2 separate regions of the Homo sapiens genome follow, and region 2 is linked to region 1. A link is an interaction called in ENCODE POLR2A ChIA-PET data of the cell type or tissue named here. Cell type or tissue: OCI-LY7. All regions are shown on one strand. Region 1 has its middle 5.7 kb from the start of TNRC6B-DT. Region 2 overlaps TNRC6B (trinucleotide repeat containing adaptor 6B).

Region 1 (2,500 bases):
AGTATACAACGTCTTTAGAAGCCCCATGCTGGGTGGAGGGAGGAGTAAGAAATCAAGAGCAGGTTGAAATACGGAAGAATAACAGCTGCAAGTGCTGACCCCAGCCTGGACAACCAAGGTGCAATACTTGTGGGACTTAGTGAGCTTAGCACAGTTTAGTTTAGATCTAGTCTGGCTTAGTGATAAGGGATTCCATGCAGAGGTACAATTCAGAACAGGATTGGTGTCCTCTTCAGCAATTTTGGAATCTATCTCACTGTGGCAAGACTTCCAACAGTGAGATCAAGTCCCAGAGGAGACACTGAGGACGTAGGCAAGGCTACCAGAAACTACAGGATAGGCTGGGTGCGGTGGCTCACGCCTGTAATCCCAGCACTTTGGGAGGCTGAGGCAGGTGGATCACAAGGTCAGGAGTCCAAGACCAGCCTGGCTAATATGGTGAAACCCCATCTTTACTAAAAATACAAAAATTAGCCAGGTGTGGTGGTGCGCACCTGTAGTCCTAGCTACTCGAGAGGCTGAGGCAGAAGAATTGCTTGAACCCAGGAGGCAGACGTTGCAGTGAGCCGAGATCACGCCACTACACTCCAGCCTGGGCAACAGAGCGAGACTCTGTCTCAAAAAAAAAAAAAACCCAAAAACAAAAAAACTACAGGACAGCAATAAATAACAAAAGCAAAAGCCCAGACTTACAACACAGCCTACAAATATTTACTGGAAGTCTGTTGTATGCCTGACACTTGGCCAGGCTCTGGAGATACACTGAGATTCAGGACCAAAACAGACATGGTCCTGAATCATGAATTGTGGTGACAGCTATGAAAAAATAACAGGAGCTCTGCCAGTCTTAACTGAGGGTGGATGGGGGTAGTGGGACGAGAGCATAAAGGAGGGCCTTTCTGAGGTGACAATTTAATCTGAACCTGAAGTTAGCTGGGTAAAAGCTAGTGGGGAGCAGAGCAAGGACAGCCCAAGCCAAGAGAGTGGTGCAGGTGTATACAAAAACAAAAGCCTTAAGGCCGGAAAAGGCTTGGGCAATTTGAGGAACTGAAAGAAGGACCTTGCAGTTAAGATGCTCAGAGAGGAGGATGGGGTGTAAAAGAAGTGAGAGAAGGTTGGGGAGGCCAGAACACACAGAGCCTCATAGGATAAAAAGTAAAATCCCAAACCGGCCTGAGTGCAATGGGAAGTCATAGAAGGGTTTTGACCACAAGGAAATGCTACAATCCTAAAGGGGTTCTAAGTGCTCCAACTACCCATGCTCCTCTCAGGTCGCTGGATCCGGGCTGGCTTGGTAGCAAAGGGGCAGCAGCCAGTATCGTAACTAAGTAGCAGGATTCCAGGTTTGAAATAACAGAGTTTATTATATGGCCCTCCAAATGCTCCAGGGTTGCAAACTTGAGAGGATGATGGCACCACTGAAAAACACTAATAATAACTATAATTATAAATTATAGAATAATAATTAATAGAAACTAACGATAATAGAAACTAATACTAATGGGAGGCATTACTTGACTTTCAACATACTGAGTACGAAGAAGTAGCAAAGAATGCCAGCCGGGCGCGGTGGCTCATGCCTGTAATCTCAGCACTTTGGGAGGCTGAGGTGGGCAGATCACCTGAGGTCAGGAGTTCCAGATCAGCCTGGCCAACATGGTGAAATGCTGTCTCTACTAATAATACAAAAATTAGCCAGATTTGGTGGTGTGCGCCTGCAATCCCAGCTACTTGGGAGGCTAAGGCAGGAGAATCACTTAAACCCGGAAGGCAGAAGTTGCAGCGAGCCAAAATCACACCACTGCACTCTAGCCTGGGCGACAGAGCGAGACTCCATCTCAAAAACAAAACAAAAAGAATGCCAGCAGGTAAATATGGATTTTGTTTTGGAGTATGGAAGAGAGGTGAGGCATGGATATGCAGGCTAGCATATACAGAGGTGACAGTTAAGTCTCATAAATAACACTTATGAAGATTAGAAAAAGAGAAAAATAAAACAATAAAAGGAGCCCTTAGTAATTGACCTTAGTGTTTATCTCCGGGATAGAAGTCAGGAAAGGAACGACGCCCCAAAAGGTAAGAAGGAGGACAGTACGATGTTAGAAAAACTTAAGAAAAGGCAGAGAGTTAAGAAAGCTGACTGGGCACGGTGGCTCATCCGTGTCCTAGCACTTTGGGAGGCTGAGGTGGGAGTTTGAGACCAGCCTGGCCAACATGGTGAAATCCCTAAGGTCGGGAGTTCGAGACCATCCTGGCTAACACAGTGACCGGCCAGGCTGGTTTTGAACTCCTGACCTCGTGATCCACCCGCCTCAGCCTCCCAAAGTGCTGGGATTACAGGTGTTAGCCACCGCGCCCAGCCAGCAGTGTATAAATGTTTTAAATAAATGAACAAATGTTACCTTCTATTCTCTTTGTACTAAAAATACAAAAATTAGCTGGGCGTGGTGATGCACGCCTATAATCCCAGCTACTTGGGAGGCTGAGGCAGGAGAATCGC
Region 2 (2,500 bases), 150 kb before region 1:
GTTTGCTTACTACAATGCTACAAATATTTATTAAACTTCTACTAAGTGCTTGAGGTAATCAGTGAATGCAACAGACAAAAGATCCTGACAATTTTCACTATGAGGTGGGAACTCAGCACACTCCAGTGTGGCCCAGTAGTGGTCAGGAACAGTTGATCAATTTATTAGATCACATCTGTGGAACACACCTGAGATTATCATTGTGAAAATTAACATATGTTAGGCAAACTGCTCTTAGCTACATAGTTGTATACTGTCTTCAAAATGGAAAAACTAAACCATGATGTTCAGTAAGATAAAAATGTACCTGTACTTTCACAATAATAACTGATGAAAGTGTTTAATGTCATTAATTTCACTGGATAAGTGAAATTGAAGGTTAGAAACCAACTACATTTTTCCTATGCCCATTTTAGTGAACTGTTGGTATCACTATAAAAACCAAGTAATTGGCAACTTATTAAAAATAGAAAAAGCAGCAGCAGCAGCAGAGACAGAACAATGGCAGGTGGCCTAAGTACAGCAGAGCTTCTTAGTAGCCGCAGGCAGCTCTGTCACTACCAGAGTCAATTATTCTCACAGAAGAGCATCAAGGAGGCCAGGCAGCCCCCCTGGGTCAGTTACACATGTATCATTTAGAGATAACATCCTGCTTACAAATAGTGGTGCAAACATTGAAACCCAAGTTCCACAACTGCTTTTGCAACACATAAAATTTACGCTCGCTAGTCACTTGTTAGCATTTTTGGAATGCAGTGGGACAGAGGAAGCAGAAGGTCAAGCCCGTAGCCAGGAAAATGTACACTGTCTGGACTCTGTTAGTCCCTGGGGACTAGAGTGGCAGGGGATGAATCTGGAATGACTGGCCCTGGCTACTGGCCACAGCATCCCAACAAAGGCAAAAAAAATTGAACCTACATGCCTGGTTTATCCCAATGGTCCGTGAATAAATGCCAGAGGCTTACATTTCACAGGACTGACCAAAATTCACAAGTATGTAAAAAGTTCCTGCCCTATACCTCCTTTTCCTATAATTAAACAACAAAGAACCCACAGAGTCTGAACACAGTACAGATGGCTTATGAAATACAAACGACAAAATATTCATATCCTCTAAAAATTAAAGAGATGTGGTGGCATATAAAGACACAGAGTTAAGTATTTTGCTCAAAACTCTGCATTATAAAATGTTTCTCCTTTCTCTTTGCTGTCTTTTTGATTCGCTTTTATTTATTAAGAAGCGAATAGGGATGAAAAGTAGAGGGCTGAGGAAGGTGATGCTATTTGGGTGGGGAGATGGAGAGAAGGAAAACTGAAGGAGGAAAGAAAAAGCAAAATAGACACATCATAAAGGGCAATAAAAGAACAACTAGAGGCCCACGCCGATGCTGGACACCCTCCTCCCTCTCTGACTAACAGCCCGAACCCTTTTAGCATTCTACATCACCGAACCCTTAGAAAGATGGGGCTAGAATATTCAGTGGTTCCTGAAGGTACTTCTCAGCAGCACCTGCCATGTGGCAGGAAATGAAAACAAAACAAAACAAAATTGGCAGAAGCAGAAGGCCTCACCACACGATTCTGTTCTGATGACTGAACCTCAGGCTGTATAAGGAAAGAAAACACTTGGTCTCAAAACTTCATTTTAAATACAGAGCTTATTATAACTAAAGAATTACCATAAGTGGTATCTATCAAAGTAATCAAAGAGTTTTTTAGGCTGTTTTCCCAATTCTATTTTACCTTCTTCAGTTTTCCTTCTCTCCATCTCCCCACCCAAATAGCACCCAAATGTACAAAATTTGTACATTTTTGCATTTTTATGACATACCTGGAAGAGATTAAAGCAGACGCAAGGAGTACTCTCATGAAGGTGACTTTTGTTACGGAAGGGCAAATGGCAGGACATGAAATGATGGAAAGAGCAAAGTGGGTCATAGAACCAGAAACAACCCTGGTGGGAATCCATTAAGGGGGTGGGCCAGACCCTGGACAGGGGTAAGCCTGGCATGCTGTGACATATTAGGTCTTTGCAGAGTGTCCTGACACCTGGCTGGGAAGCACCCATAGCTTAGAACCAAAAATATGTTTTGAGCTACCAGTTAAGTTTGCTCACCAACATGTGATCACCAATAACTACTTCTCTCTACTATACTCAACAAGACAGGCTGATGATCAGTGGCCAGCATTTTTTGAAACCTGCTACTGAGCTAATGCAACCTGCAAGGCTGAAGCCCATTCAACACAGAACTTGGCCTTATCATAGTCTAAGACAATGGCCTGAAGTCCTCCTCACTAAATTCAGTGTGTTAGATCAAACATTAGTGAAAACCTGGGCGAGAAGGAAAGGGCTAGCAAGAAAAGACAAAATGTGTGGAAATAAGACGGATGGAAGCAATGCTGACAAGCTGTAACTTTGGAGATACCCAGTAGTGCAGACTCTGAGGTAAACGGTCAAGAGCAGAGCTCCTTCCACCTGCAGTTATCCCCTCCACGCAGT

Evidence for each region. Peaks named below come from ENCODE experiments on the same cell type or tissue, not always from the same donor. Only the 100,000 strongest peaks of a DNase experiment are listed, where the experiment ranks them.
Region 2: POLR2A ChIA-PET joins it to region 1 with 6 read pairs; 15 of 35 experiments call an interaction of 5 or more read pairs at or near these places.

What each region holds. Positions count from the first base shown.
Region 1 is chr22:40,048,962-40,051,461 of GRCh38, reverse strand. It overlaps a transcript of TNRC6B not described here. Among named protein-coding and RNA genes, the nearest start is that of TNRC6B-DT, 5.7 kb to the right of the region's middle. In OCI-LY7, no CTCF peak of the experiment used is centred here; a DNase peak (open chromatin) is centred at 1,021; H3K4me3 peaks cover 1,849 bases; H3K27ac peaks cover 2,500 bases.
Region 2 is chr22:40,202,766-40,205,265 of GRCh38, reverse strand. The region is part of intron 1 of TNRC6B (trinucleotide repeat containing adaptor 6B); the gene reads right to left. Among named protein-coding and RNA genes, the nearest start is that of TNRC6B, 26 kb to the right of the region's middle. In OCI-LY7, no CTCF peak of the experiment used is centred here; a DNase peak (open chromatin) is centred at 1,515; H3K4me3 peaks cover 870 bases.